Linked DNA regions of Homo sapiens: region 2 is linked to region 1. Evidence: read pairs that join two places in POLR2A ChIA-PET (ENCODE). Cell type or tissue: OCI-LY7. All regions are shown on one strand. Each heading gives the region's core, and the rest is flanking DNA. Links, peaks and the distances in the headings are about the cores only.

Region 1 (5,000 bases), core at 1-5,000:
ATTTGTGCAATCATCACCACGATACAATTTTAAAATATTTCCATCTTCCCAAAACGTGCCCATGTGTTGTTAATCACTGCTCCCACCCACCCCCAGCCCTGTCCTAGTCAACCACTGGTCACTTTCCATCTCTCAAATAAATTTGCTTTTTGGGGGGACATGCCCTGTAAGTGAAACTATACAACAAGTAGTCCCTGCATCTGCTGTATCCTCCTTAGCGTGGCAAGTCTGAGATTCAGCCATGTTATGGCACACATGAGTAGTTTATAAAGCTGAACAGTAATCTGGTATATAGAGGTAGCAGGTTTGTTTTATCCATGGGACACTGGGTTGCTTCCACTTTTTTTTTTTTTTTTTTTGAGACAGTCTTGTTCTGTCACCAGGCTGGAGTACAGCGGCACGATCTCGGCTCACTGTAACCTCTGCCTCCCAGGTTCAAACAATTCTCCCTCCTCAGCCTCCCACGTAGCTGGGACTACAGGTGCACGCCACCACACCAGGCAAATTTCTGTATTTTTAGTGGAGACGGGGTTTCACCATGTTGGCCAGGCTGGTCTCAAACTCTTGACCTCAGGTGATCCGCCTGCCTCGGCCTCCCAATGTGCTGGGATTACAGGCGTGAGCCACTGTGCCTGGCCCTGCTTCTACTTTTCGACCAGTATGAATCATGCTGCTGCAGGTGTACCTGTCTGTGTGGACACATTTTCATTTCTCTTGGATAAATTGCTAAGTCATACGGTAAGTTTACAACTAACTCTGTAAGAAACTATCTGGGCTATTTTACATTCCTACCAGCAATGTATGAGGAATTCCAGTTTCTACACTTCCTCCTCAACACTTGTTACTTCCTTTTTTTTTTGTTTTTTACAGCTATACTGGAGCCTTGTTTTATGGTCCAATGTATGATCAACAGAGAACGTTCACCTACAATTGGGAGGATGTATTCTGCATTCACCAGGTATTCTACAGATGTCAGGCTAAGTGAGTTAATAATGTTCTTCAAGTCCTCCATACCTTGCCAATTTTGTCTAGATGTTCTACCAATTATTGAGAGTGGGATATTGAAATCTCTAACTATAACTGATTAATTTCCATCAATCCTATCAAGTTTATGTTTTCAGGTATTTGGGGGCTCTGCTGACTGTTATGTCTTCCTGAAATATCATATGAAATGTCGCAGCTGGGCACAGTGGCTCACGCCTGTAATCCCAGCAATTTGGGAGGGTGAGGCGGGCGGATCACGAGGTCAGGAGTTCAAGATCAGCCTGGCCAACATGGTGAAACCCTGCCTCTACTAAAAATACAAAAAATTAGCTGGGCGTGGTGGCGGGCACCTGTAGTCTCAGCTACTCAAGAGGCTGAGGCAGGAGAATCACTGAAACCCACGAGGTGGAGATCGTGCCACTGCACTCCAGCCTGGGTGACAGAGTGAGACTCTGTCTCAAAAAAAAAAAAACAAAAAAAAAAATAAAGTCGCAGTTTGGCTCTAGTAATTTTTTGGTCTTAAAGTGTCTTTTATCTCTTATTAATACAGTTACTCCAGCTCTCAAGCGGTTACTTATGGTACCTCTTTTTCCATCCTTTTGTATTATTCCTTGAATCTAAGGGGCGTCACTTATAAACAACATATAATTAAGCTGAATCTTGCTTCTTTTTTTTTTTTTCTGAGACAGACGGAGCTCTGTCACCCAGGCTGGAGTGCAGTGGCACCATCTCAGCTTACTGCAACCTCCGCTTCACGGATTCAAGTGATTCTCCTGCCTCAGCCTCCCAAGTAGCTGGGACTATAGGTGCGTGCCACCACGCCTGGCTAATTTTTGTATTTTTAGTAGAGACGGGGTTTCACCATATTGGCCAGGGGCTGCTATCAAACTCCTGACCTTGTGATCCGCCCACTTTGGCCTCCCAAAGTGCTGGCATTACAGGCGTGAGCCACTGCGCCCAGCCTGAATCTTGCTTCTTTACACTATCTGATAGTCCTTGCCTTTTGATTGAGGTATTTAGATCCTTCACAGTTACTGCATTATTGACATGGCTGGATTGACATTTGCCATTTTGTTTTCTACATGTCCTCTTGTTTGTTCCTTTATTTCTCAGTGAATAAAGAAACTGCCTTCTTTCGTGTTAAATATTTTTTAGTGTATAACTTTAATTCTGATGATCTTTTTTTCTTTTTTTTTGAGATGGAGTCTCGTTCTTTCATCCAGGTTGGAGTGCAGTGGCGCGATCTTGGCTCACTGCAAGCTCCGCCTCCCAGGTTCACACCATTTTCCTGCCTCAGCCTCCCAAGTAGCTGGGACTACAGGTGCCCACCACCATGCCAGGCTAATTTTTTTGTATTTTTAGTAGAGACGGGGTTTCACTGCGTTAGCCAGGATGGTCTTGGTCTCCTGACCTTGTGATCCACCTGCCTCAGCCTCCCAAAGTGCTGGAATTACAGGAGTCAGCCACTGTGCCCAGCCCTGATTTTTTTAAAAAACTATATTTTAAAGTTATTTTGTTCAGAGCTGCTCTAGGCATTACAGTAAGCATCTTAATCACAATCTATATAAGACTGATGCTAACTTGATTCCAGTAAGATACAGAAATTTTGCTCCAATATTGCTCCATTTAATTCCCCATCTTTTGTACTAATATGACATATATTTTATCTGTGGATATTATAAACCCAACAAATCATTCAAAGCCTTTGGTTGGCTTCCAGACTGCAGAACTAGTTAAGTCTTTCCAGTTAACCCATGCATTTACCATTTCCAGTGTTCTTTATTTCTTCTCATAGACTCAAGCTGCCAACGTGTCATTTATTTTCAGGCTGAAGAACTGGCAGGTCTACCAGCAATGGATTCCTTCAGTCTTGTTTACCTGACAATGTCTTTTTTGCTTTCATTTTTGAAGGACTGTTTTTACTGGTATAGAATTCTGGGTTGGCAGTTTTCTTCTTTGGATACTTTTAACATCATTCAACTCCTTTTTGTTTCCATTGTCTCGAGTCAGAAGTCAGCTGTTCATCTTATTAATGCTCCCCAGATGTGCTGAGTTGTTTTTCTTTTGCTACTTTCAAGATTTTCTTCTTTTCTTTGGCTTTCTACAGTTTGACTATGATGTATCTAGGTCAAGATCTCTTTGTACTTATGCTATTTAGGGTTTGTTGGGATTCCTGGATGAGTTTCTCCTCAAGTATGTTTTTGCCCATTATTTCTTCAAATAGTTTTTCTATCTTGCCCCAACCTTGGGCTAAAACAGAGCCGCTGTGTCTCCCCACTTGCCCATCTCCAAGACTGTCACTCTCATCTACAAGACCACAGGCAGGGTTGCTACCACTCTAAAATGAACAGTCCTCCTTTTCACCCACACAGCGAAGCTGTTGGTCCTCAAAGCTGACAGTGGCTGGACAGAACCTCTTTACCAAACAGATGGGAGAGGGCATAGGAATAGCTCCAGGCCAAATGCCATACAGTCTCACTGTTCTCACCTGAAATTCAGCAGTTACAGGCATAAATACTTCTCAGATTGTTGTATGCCCCTGCTCAATTTTTCCAGAATGCTGAGATTGTTTCATTTTGCTTTTGTCAATTCTGCCAATCTCCTCATTCAACACAACCAGAAGTTGCCCTCCACCCTCAATTTATGTAGAATATAAAACACTCACACAAGTTGGGAGACTGAGAGAGAAAAACTGCTGAGTTAAAGAGCGACAGGGAGCGGAGTAAAAGATGGAGGCAGAAAGCTGATTCTACTACTGTATCTGCCTCTGCATGCTCCAAATCATCCAACATAGCAATATGTACACTATACACACACATGCAAACATATATATTTCTTGATGATTCCAATTCACCAGCCACTAAAGAAAAAGGAAATTCTCTCTCCTAGAAGCCATCAGAAACTGCCTCTAGCTTTCAATATGCCCAGATTCGGTCATAAGATGGTAATAAGTTAGCATGAAAGAAAAAAAGGTAGTTTTGAAAAATACCCAAATAGAAACTCTATAAACAAAATACTATACAGCAATGAAAATGGATTAACTACTGGTATGCACAACAATATGGGTAAATCTCACAATGCTGAGTGAAAGCAGGAAGATAAAAGGTACATAGTATATAATCCCACTTATTTAAAGTACCAAAGCAGGAAAAACTAATCCATATTGTCAAGAAAGTGATTACCCTTGGAAGACAGTGGCAGCAAGCAAGCATGAGGGGGCTTCAGAGGTGCTAGCAATATTTTTTTGTTTTTTGAGACAGAGTCTCACTCTTTCCCCAGGCTGAAGTACAGTGGCGCGATCTCGGCTCATTGCAAGCTCCGCCTCCCAGGTTCACACCATTCTCCTGCCTCAGCCTCCCAAGTCACTGGGACTACAGGCACCCGCCACCACACCCAGCTAATTTTTTTGTATTTTTAGTAGAGATGGGGTTTCACCGTGTTAGCCAGGATGGTCTCAATCTCCTGACCTTGTGATCCACCCGCCTCGGCCCCCTAAAGTGCTGGGATTACAGGCGTGAGTCACCGCGCCCAGCTGAACTCTGAGTTTCTTTAACACTTAACTTCTCCCTCACAATCCACTGACCTACCCTGCAGGGGAACATGGTGATTACAGGAGAAAATGCATGTCAGCAACCCAGGAATGCACAAGGGACCCCATGCACATGGACTGCAGATTCCCATGAACATGGACTCCTCCTCTTCCTGCCCTGACTCCACACCAGCCCCTCACTGCTCACCCCTGCTGAGCTGTCATGGACTGGTCTCTGGCTGAAAACATAGAGAAAGGAAAAGGAGACTTGGACCTATAGTTTTATTTCTGGAACTTTAGAAGAGGACCTTGGTTTTAGAATGGGGACTGCAGACAGCAGAGTCAGACAGAAAAGCCCTCTTTGGACAGCAGGACTACAAAGTATATTTCCTCAGACTAGGAGGCTTTGTCAACAGGAGCAGGCTTGGGTTTTCCCATTTATCTTCCCATTTTAAACGCTGTGAACACCAGATGATCTCTGAAGTCC
Region 2 (11,024 bases), core at 2,873-7,872, 470 kb before region 1:
CCTCCTGCTATGAAGATGGGAAAAGTTTATTTGTCATTGAATATAAGCAATTAGCATACACAGATGGCCTCTTCAATCTCCAGATGAATTTAGGATGAATTATGTATGACATGGTGCTGGAAATTCTTCTACTTGTGGACTAATTTTGGTGACCATCCTTCTGTCTTTGCAGTCTCTTAAGCAGATTGACTATGATGCATGTCACATTCAAGTTCAATTGTGTAATAAAATGTTTTCTTTCTATCTTATTATTGTGGAGTTTCTCTGAGGCTGGAGAAAATTTTTCTTTTAATTATTGTTTCCAAGCATGGTCTAGAATTAGCAGACATGATATAAACACATAAGGTGAAAACCAGAATTTACTCTAGAGGGGACTTTCCCTCTCAGACTTCCAGTCAACTCACACCTGTGCTACAAAGTGCACACTGTCCCCTAAATATGCAGGCAGAATTGTGTCTCTGCCTATATGGTATCTATAATCCTCTACAGTCACTTCTAGAGAGGTTAGGTCCAGATTTCTACAAACTCCACGGGGCACCAATCAATCATTGTATCTTCATACCTGAAACTGATTCAGACACCACGGGGCCCAAAAACCCAATCAGAGTAACATGTGTGCATTGAGTAGACATGTAGACAGAATCTCCACTTTCCCCTTCCTCCTCTTGCTGAAATGCTCACAAATCTGCAGTTAACACCCGCTGCTACTCCAGCCGTTCAGGTTCTAAATCTGCAGCTCCAAATTTTGAATCCAGGTCTTGAGATTTGGGAAATAAAAAACTTTTATCTGGAAAATGCAAGTCCTTTGGTTATCAAACTCAGAGAGACATTAAAATGCAAGTGTAGTTACGCCTGTCTTCCCCATTTGAAATATGTATTCATCTCTTGAAACTGTACACTATTGCCCCAAGTAGCTATAAACTAATAATGCCACATTGGACACTATATCCCGTACCCTAAACCATAACCATATATATACAATATATATCTCATCAATAATCAGTTATTTCTGTAAATAAATAAAAATTTCTAACAATCAACTTTGTATCAGCCCACTCTCTGTCCCTCTCTTGTTGTCATTACAAATCCTCTTGTAACTGCTGCTAATCAAACTGTAGATTCCAGGCAACTTGAATCTTTGCTCCCAGGTTATAATTCTTAAGTTTGACCAAAATAAAGTGTCTACTTATATTCATGTTGTGTCAGCTTTTTCTCTTTTTTTCATGTAGATTTATCATTTAGAATGTGCTAGAGCAGACTCTATGAGGGGATCTCTCCTTTGATTGTGCTTCACTTTCTGTAACACCAAAGGATGCAAATCCAGGTGGATCCTGCCTAGAATCTGCCAATAAGGTCTGGCCTCTGCCTTGGATTTACAAAACAGGGCCGGACTTTTGATTGAGAATGTACAGAAACAAACAAAAGATATTTTCTGCGTTGTGAAATGTAAACATAGACATAGCCTCCATTTGGGAGTGTGGCTCTTTGAGATTTTTCACATCTTGTTCATTGACCTGCTACAGTTATGTGAGAGGCTCCAGAAGGAAATAGAATCTGAGGGCAGAATCTGTCAGTGTAAATAAGCATCTTAGGAGTAAGAGATCAAGGCCCCAAAGTATCCAGAGCCATGACCACAACTACATTTACCTGTAAAATGTGATACTGGAGTAGAGTATTTTTGTTCTTTCTTTCAAGAGCTAGAAAATCAGAACAGGTGATCCAGGTTCAGGAGCTCCACTAGGGCACTTCCATTTTCTATGTAGAATCAGCCTAAGTCTCCAGCCTGGCTTATTATTGGGCCATCAGCCCCAGATCACTGGGAATCTCTCACAATCACCTAGGTGTCTTTGAGGCATTTGAGGATGTCCAGATGGAGTCTCACTCTGTGTCCCAGGCTGGAGTTCAGTGGCATGATCTCAGCTCACTGCAACCTCTGCTGTCCAGGTTCAAGTGATTCTCCTGACACAGCCTCCCGAGTAGCTGGGATTACTGGCACATGCCACTGCACCTGGCAAATTTTTGTACTTTTAGTAGAGACGAGGTTTCACCATCTCATCAGGCTGGTCCTGTACTCCTGACCTCGTGATCCACCTGCCTCAGCCTCCCAAAGTGCTGGGATTATGGGCGTGAGCCACCACATCCGGCTGTATAATTTCTATTTCTTTCACTTGTTAAGTGTACGATATTTATTTTCCAATAAAATTACCCTAGAAAACCTTAAGGGGTTTGTTTAAATTGCATATTAGTATATAGTATAAAGTTGACAGGGCAGTGGCTAGAAAATATTTAAATTACAGAAACTGTTGGATTTAAGTTTCTTTTAGGACATTTAGAAGAAACAAATCTGGTAGTACCCCAGTGACATAGAGAACAGAATTCTACATAGGGTCCTCACACTGCCCCAGACTTGTTTACATATATTCTTTTTGAAGGCCTTATTTAGGTCTGACCATACCCTGGAGTCTTGCTCTCAGAACTGATTAGTAGAGATCAAGAGTTTTGGCTGGTGAATCCTGCTGCCTTTCTAGAGCTGGTGCTCACAATTTCCTGAAACCCAAAAGCAGATGAATGGGAAAAATAAAGTATGTATTATAGAGTCTTAGCTTTTAAGTTTTCTATTAAAACCAGTGCTTGCAGAGACATTCTATTTAGCAACTTGTTTTCTATTCCTGCAGATCCAGTAATTGCTCCCCAAGTAACAAAAAAGTAAACATAAACAGAATAAAATTTTCTCTAAACTGCATTAAACTCATCCTTTCTATATCTTTTCTATCTGTCTATATTTAGCTTTTATTTCTTACAACTTTTTAAAAAATTTGATGACAGAGAAACAGAAGAATAAAAATGCTGGGCCCTTTATCTAAATCCTGAAAATTCCTAAACCCTTAGTACTAGCTCCCAGGGTATTATGAGAATTAAATCACATAATGTGTTATGCCCAGCACAGTGCTCTGTATCATACTCTTGAGCACATAGTACTTGCTTAATAAACATTGCAGTAGTACATGTGTACATGTTGTTTTTTAAACCCAGACTTATTCAAACATTGCTGCCTTCTGTTTCCTCTATAAACTTAAAGAGCCAGCAAAGAATATAAAACTTTAGGATGGAGATGGGTTGTCCTTATTTGCACGACAAGTATTTGGTTGTGAGAAGGGTGTTAAGTGTAAGGGACCCTGTGCTCTGCCTGCTTTCTCTAATGCTAATAATGAGCCAAGGGGGAGCAACATCAGCATTGACAGGAGACTTGTTTAAAACACTCTTTCATAAACCCTTTTCAAACCTGCAGAATCACCTTACATAATGTGGGACCAAAATTACCAAGTGATTTATACTTGTGCCCTCCCCACAGCTTCTGTTTATTGTTCTGGGTGGAAGGATCCATGTTGTTTTAATGAAGGGCCTCATGTGACTCTAAGGTGAGGCCAGAATCAAGTATGAAGGCTTCAAAATACATTTTCGAGAGTTAAGTTCCACCTTTGCACTAAAGGGTGGTCACAGGGCCTGTTCTGTTTGGGTTTGGTAGGGACAGGTCAGTGTGGTGCATATTTCCATTACTGTAGCAGAAATTGCTGGAGTCTCTGGCAGGGGAGGGCACCTGAGGACAGGAAAGGAGAAGCTTATATTTTTGTCTTCATGGAGCAGCTCATTATTCCTGAATCTATTCTGTTTAAAAGACAGCAGTAAGTGAATTTTTCTTTTTCTGCCAGTTGATGTCATACTAGCAGGTAAATGTGGTACTGACACCTTTAAAGGCATATTCTCCATATGCAGGTGTAACTTGTCCAGAGAATCTCATCTGAGAAGGAATTCCAGAGGAGGAGGAGAAAGAAAAAAATGGCTTTTCTTCAGGTAAACATGTGTCAGATGAAGAGCTGTGTCCACTCTGCCTCCTGGACTGCCATGCGTTTAGTACTCACAAACCTTTACTTCTCTACTTGTGTTTTTCCTCCCTAAGGAGTTTGGTTTAACTACTTCTTAAAATTCTTATGATAGTCAAGGGTCTCTGGAAAACGTTTCTGTCCTATGTCCCACAGACTTCTCTACATTCTGTACGTCATAGCTTCTTATATGCCATGCAGAATGCTCCGCAAGAATTTATGACCTGCAATATTAAAAATGTTCCCTTTGTGGCTGTTGAACATGGAAAGATGTGGATACTCAAGGTTTCTATTGGGGAAAACTGTGGCCCTTAGTAAAGATGGAGAACATGTAATGTTGAGGCTCCAGCTGTGTGTTCCATTAGCTCTATGCAGAAGAGGATTAAGAAAATGCTGATTTAAATGGAATGGCATTTATTACCCAGAAAGTTCTGAAAAAAATTATTAGGAGATACTTGCTCTCTAGGGTGCTAAATGAAGCCTAATTAAAATTCCTACTAAAAATTACAGAACATAGGAGTTACCTGTATTTTGAAGTTTGCATAAACTGTTGTTTATGGTTAAATTCAGACTAGTTTACTGTTTTGGGGAGGAATATTTCAACAGTGATGCTGTGTTCTTCTGTGTGCAGTAGCACATCATAAAAATTTGTCCTAGTGCAGTTAATGGTTAATGATTCACTTGGTGAAATAGCTGATTGATTTTTTTCACTGTAGAGATAACTATTTTTCTCTTCATAATTATCTTTATGCAGCTGCTCTACACAAGTGATCACATTTAATCTGGCAGTTCTCCTTTTATTTTTTCTACATATTTTTCTTTAGAAAATGAAGGCTCTTATCTTTGTTTACAGGCTAGAAAAACTGGGAAAACACAGGCTCTACCACTTACTGGATCTTTGACAAAATATCCTTATTAGGCCAAAAACGTTAGCATTACTGGTAAGCTTGTTAGAAATTCAAAAAATCAGCGGGGAGCCCTGGCTCATGCCTGTAATCACAGCATTTTGGGAGGCCAAGGCAGGCAGATCACCTGAGGTTGGGAGTTTGAGACCAGCCTGACCAACATGGAGAATACCCTGTCTCTACTAAAAATACAAAAATAGCTGGGCGTGGAGGCACATGCCTGTAATCTCAACTACTCAGGAGGCTGAGGCAGGAGAATTGCTTGAACCCAGGAGGGGGACACTGCCGTGAGCCAAGATGATGCCACTGCACAGAAGCCTGGGCAACAAGCATGAAACTCCGTCTCAAATAAAAAAGAAAAGGAAATAAATACGTAAATCAGACTTACTCCAGATCTTCTTGGAAAAAAAAAAAAACCTGCATAAGGTCTTCAGCTTATTGTACATAATAAATTTGAGAAATGCCTAAGTGAATGTCTTTTCCATCTGAAAAATATTCACAACTCATTCCGTATGATGTAAATATAGCACTCAAAAATGTACATGTTCGTGTTCATGCCCTTAATTTTATACTTTATTATCTAGAAAAATAAAATATATGAACTGTTGTTCTGGATCTTATGGTGCTTTTTTTTTTTTATCATAGTTAGAGAATAATATTTCTGTTTTGAAAATTATTTTATTGGATAATTTTAGTCAGTGCTATAAGTCAGAACCACTTCTCTTTACTCTCTCATTTCACCTTAAGTCAAATTAAAAATTCCACACCTGGCCACTTGGTAAAAATGTGTGTGTTCTTCAGGGACCATTGCAATTTAGAGATGTGGCCATAGAATTATCTCTGGAGGAGTGGCATTGCCTGGACACTGTACAGCGGAAGTTGTATACGAATGTGATGTTAGAGAACTATGGAAATATGGTCTTTCTTGTTGAGGATAACTTTAAGACATAATTCATAATATACCCTAAAGGTTTTATTTCTCTTTTATGTAGAACTTTTTAGTAATCTATTCTTTGCATAAAAGAGTTTCAGATCCCCTTTTTTCAGAAAATCTTCAAAATTTGCTCATGCAGAAAAGTCTCTTCAAGATGTTTCATCTTAATCCAAACTTTCCACATTCCTGATTTGAGCTGTATAATTCACTCTAAATTAGTGGTAATTCCAAAAATTTAGTGACAAAGTATTCTTGCCCCCACCTGAAAATCTAATTGCCACCAATTTTTGATTCAGTAGTATTAGATAGTAAAATTAAGAAACCTACAAATTGAAAGCATTTTCTAAATATTTAGAAATTTGTTATAGATTAGTATTTTGTAATTAATTTACTAGAATATTTTATCACATCCTCTCTACTGAACACATTACTAGCTTGTAATTGGAGAATATGAGCACGATTCATGTTATTTATTCTTAATACAACAGTATTGTTGTCTCTAAGCCAGACCTGATCACTCATCTGGAGCAGGGAAAAAAACCTTTGGCTCTGAAGAGACATGAGATGATTGCCAACCCCCCAGGTAGGTATGAGTGAAAATGAATACAACGGAAAACACAGGTAAGAAGTCTCAAAGTCAAAGAGAAAACCAGTTCTTAAAATCTAATTTGGAAGTTGTATTCCAAAGGAAATATTTCCTGAGCAGCTGTTTTTTTTGTTTCTAAATTTTGCTCTCACAAAGGGGCATCTTCTGTCTTATGCTTTTAAATTCTCTAAGGATTCTACTTTTCTTTCAGTGAACTTCCTTCAAGTTCACAGTGAGAGCCAAAGTCCTCTTCATGGTATATAAGAGACTGCACAATCTGGCTGCTTTTCTATTGTTTTGGGGACACACAAATATCTGCATGATTTTGATAAACTATTAAGTTTTTTTCATCATGTCTGAAATATGTGTTAGTTTCTGTTGCATTTTTGCTCATTTTTTTGCACAATCCATTTGGTTTTTATTAGAATACAGTCTTGAAATACAGCTTGACATTATAAGTATGATATCCTTCTGCTTTTTTTTTCCTCAAGATTGCTTTGGCTATTCAAATTTTTAGTTTCACATAAATTTTAAAATAGTATTTTCCATTATTGTGAAAGAAATACCACTGCAAGTTTTGATAGGAAGTTTATTGAATCTGTAGATAACTTTGGATAATACGGCACTTTAATGATATTTACTTTCAACCCAGAGATAAAATGTTTTATATTTATTTGGATTTTCTCTAATTTTTTATTGATATTTTTATTGTAAAGATTTCTTACCTTTTTGGTTATTTTCTCAGAGATTTATGTATTTATTTTTTGAGAAAGTGTCTTGCTCTTTCTCCAGGCTGGAGTGCAGTGGCATGATCTCAGTTCACTGAAACCTCCACCTCCCTGGGTTCTAGCGATTCTCCTGCCTCAGTCCTAATTAGCTGAAACTACAGACATGCACCACCATGCCCAGCTAATTTTTTATATTTTAGTTGAGATGGGGTTTCACCACGGCCAAGATGGTCTCGATCACCTGACCTTGTGATCCGCCCACCTTGACATTACAGGCATGAGCCACCAGGCCTGGCCAGACATTTATTATTTAATGCTATAGTAAATACGATTTTCTTTTTTTTTTCTTTTTCAGATGGAGTCTGGCACTGTTGCCCAGGCTGGAGTGCAATGGCACGATCTCTGCTCACCACAACCTCCACCTCCCAAATTCAAGCAATTCTCCTCCCTCAGCCTCCAAACTAGCTTGGACTGCAGGTGCTAGCCACCATTCCCAGCTAATTTTTGTATTTTTAGTAGAGATGGGATTTCAACATGTTGGCCAGGCTGATCTGTAACTCCTGACCTCAGATCATTCACCCGCCTTGGCCTCCCAAAGTGCTGGGATTACAGGCGTGAGCCAAAGTGCCCAGTGTGTTCCTCTGTTTAATTAGATAGTTTAAGTGTATAAAACCATACATATACATGTATGTTGATTTTATATTTTGTTAATTTACTGAGTGTATTTATTAGTTTAGACGGGTTTTAATGTACTGTTTAAGGTTTTTCAAATATAAGATTGTATGATCTACAAACAGCAACATTTTTCTTCAATTTCAATGGCTATTTTTATTTCTTTGACTAATTCTTCTGCCACACACTTCCAGTGCTACATTAAAATAGAACCAGACAATGGGCATAATATAGTTTTGTACTGGTGTCTGAATTTGATGGAGCAAACACCTTTTCAAGTTTTCATAAACTGATGTTAGAAGGTAAAGATCTTTCGTTGGGCCCTTAGGGTGATGAGATGCCCTCTGAATTTGTAGTGATGAGGGGTTTTAGCCTGGTCACAAGGTTGCTGGGTCTGCACTATAGTCCACCTTTAGCTGGCTTGTTAGAGGGGGTTGGGGAGTTGAAATCTTCATTTTAGTTTTGGACAGACTAAATATCCTTCAGGACTTCACTCTGTACGGCAGACACTAGGGCATGTTTTGGCAGTCAGGTCTGCATATGGTGGGCCTTGTATCAGGATGTGGATGAGTGTGGCTTTCAGTGAGTACCAGAGAGCATTTCCTCAGGTTAACTGTGTGGGTTTCTATATAGGCAGAACTGACCTTAAGCTGTGGCTCAGGTAACTGAAACTGAGTCATTGAACCACTTCAGGTACCGTAGTAAAGGCCAAGGTCTGCAGGCCTGCCTACATGGCTGTAAATGGGCCACTTCCTCCAGGTCTCCGAAATGGCAGGACCTCTGCCAGACTGTGCCTGGGAGGAGTTTGGGATGGTTACAGAGTAAGTTCAGAACTCTCAGTGTATAGTAAGGTGTGAGGACCACTTGAAGGCTTTGCCACATTCTTCACACTTCTAGGGTTTCTCCCCAGTATGAATTATCTCATGTCTACTAAGGCTTGAGGGTGAAATAAAGGCTTTGCCACATTTATCACACTCGTATGGTTTCTCTCCAGAATGGATTTTCTTATGTGAAGAAAGGGTTGCAGAATGGTTAAAAGCTTTGCCACATTCTCTACATCTATAAGGTTTCTCTCCAGTATGAAGTATCTTATGTGTAGTAAGGTGTGTGGATAGGTGAAAAGCTTTGCCACATTCTTCACATTTGTAGGGTTTCTCTCTAGTATGAATTTTCTTATGTTTAATAAGGGTTGAGGACTGGTTAAAAGCTTTGCCACATTCTTCACATTTGTAGGGTTTCTCTCCAGTATGAATTTTCTTATGTTTAGTAAGGGAAGAGGACTGGTTAAAAGCTTTGCCACATTCTTCACATTTGTAGGGTTTCTCTCCAGTATGAATTTTCTTATGTTTAGTAAGGGATGAGGACTGGTTAAAAGCTTTGCCACATTCTTCACACTTGTAGGGTTTCTTTCCAGTATGAATGATCTCATGTTTACTAAGGGTTGAGGATGCAACAAAGGCTTTGCCACATTCTTCACATTTGTAGGGTTTCTCTCCAGTATGACTTCTCTTATGTGAACTAAGGGTAGAGGAGTACTTAAAGGCTTTGCCACATTCTTCACATTTGTAGGGCTTCTCTCCAGTATGAACTCTCTTATGTCTAGTTAGGACTGAGGACCAAATGAAGGCTTTGCCACATTCTTCACATTTGTAATGTTTCTTTCCCATATGAATGAACTCATGTCTACTAAGGGTTGAGGATGCAATAAAGGCTTTGCCACATTTATTACACTTGTATGGTTTCTCTCCAGTATGAATTCTCTTATGTGTAGTAAGGATACGGGAGTACTTAAAGGCTTTGCCACATTCTTCACAAACGTAGGGCTTCTCTCCAGTATGAATTTTCTTATGTTTAGTAAGTGTTGAGGATTGGTTAAAAGCTTTGCCACATTCTTCACATTTGTAGGGTTTCTCTCCAGTATGAATTTTCTTATGTTTAGTAAGTGTCGAGGATTGGTTAAAAGCTTTGCCACATTCTTCACACTTGTAGGGTTTCTTTCCAGTATGAATGATCTCATGTTTACTAAGGGTTGAGGATGCAATAAAGGCTTTGTCACATTTATCACACTTGTATGGTTTCTCTCCAGTATGAATTCTCTTATGTGTATTAAGGGCAGAGGAGTACTTAAAGGCTTTGCCACATTCTTCACAAATGTAGGGTTTCTCTCCAGTATGAATTTTCTTATGTGTTATAAGGGTTGAGAACTGGTTAAAAGCTTTGCCACATTCTATGCATTTGAAAGGTTTTTTTTCAGTATGTCTTATATTATGTCTATTTGAATTTGAAAATTTATGAAAGACTTTCCCATATTTATCACATTGAAATACTTTGCTCTGGGTAGTTGTACTACACTGGTTAAGTCCATTATAACCTCCTGTGTGCACCTTACACTCATCTACACTTTCACACCTTTTTATTAACTGTAAATTTCCATGTCCACGTTTTTCATATCTTCTCAGTATCACTTTTTGGAAAGAATCTTTTATGTTCTGCTCTGGCCAAAGATCTTGGGCAAAATGAGAACATATAACTGAAAGAAACAATAAAAACACATTACTTCAATTGCTAGACTCAGATAAATATACTTTACAAATCTAACCTATAAAATTATACAAACTACATAACTAAGATGACATAGTAAAATACCACAAGCTGTAATGTCTTCCTGAACATATAAATGTAACAAAAACATACAAACCAAAATGGCACAAATGTAACTGGTAAGGCAGGTAAATTTAACTCCATCTCAAAAACAAACAATTGAAAAACAATATTTTGAAGATGTCTTTACTGCTCAATTTAATCTACAGATTTAATGCAATGTCTTTCAAATGACTCACAGCATTTTCAAAGAAATAAAAACAACAAATTTAAAAGTATATGGAATCCAAACAGACAATAAAGTACCCAGCAATCTTCAAAAACAGGAACAATGTTACAGGCAATACCATTTCTGATTTCAAAACACATCAAAAAGCTACAGAATTAAAATAATTTGGTATGAGTATAAAGGTGAAAAAGTAGACTAATAAAACAGAATGCAGCAAATATATTACATTAACTTTCACATAATTATTGTAGCATTGTTACTGCAAGCCACTAGGTAAAAGTAATCGAAATTTGTGTCACCAAATCATTCAGTAGACACAAAAGTACAGGAATTATCACTCAGTTTTCAAAAAGCAGAAAATACTGTAACAACTATTAAGATAAATATTGATGACATTATGCAAAATAAAGTGACCCAGCCGCAAAAAGACAGAGATTGGATGAGATATATAAAGCAGTTATACTCTTAGAAACAGAAAACAGAGTGGT

What was found. ChIA-PET counts read pairs that join two places held together with the same protein. Peaks named below come from ENCODE experiments on the same cell type or tissue, not always from the same donor. Only the 100,000 strongest peaks of a DNase experiment are listed, where the experiment ranks them.
Region 2: POLR2A ChIA-PET joins it to region 1 with 6 read pairs; 1 of 35 experiments calls an interaction of 5 or more read pairs at or near these places.

Annotation. Positions count from the first base shown.
Region 1 is chr19:19,466,612-19,471,611 of GRCh38, reverse strand. All of the region lies in intron 2 of GATAD2A (GATA zinc finger domain containing 2A), which reads right to left. Among named protein-coding and RNA genes, the nearest start is that of MIR640, 34 kb to the right of the region's middle. In OCI-LY7, for the core only: no CTCF peak of the experiment used is centred there; a DNase peak (open chromatin) is centred at 2,971.
Region 2 is chr19:19,932,394-19,943,417 of GRCh38, reverse strand. ZNF93 (zinc finger protein 93) reads right to left here. Exons shown (of 4, transcript NM_031218.4): 4 at 7,843-10,236. The coding sequence ends at 8,600. LOC124904665 (a long non-coding RNA gene) reads left to right here. Exons shown (of 3, transcript XR_007067170.1): 1 at 1-3,683; 2 at 3,756-3,852; 3 at 4,735-4,900. Among named protein-coding and RNA genes, the nearest start is that of ZNF93, 37 kb to the right of the region's middle. In OCI-LY7, for the core only: no CTCF peak of the experiment used is centred there; a DNase peak (open chromatin) is centred at 5,827.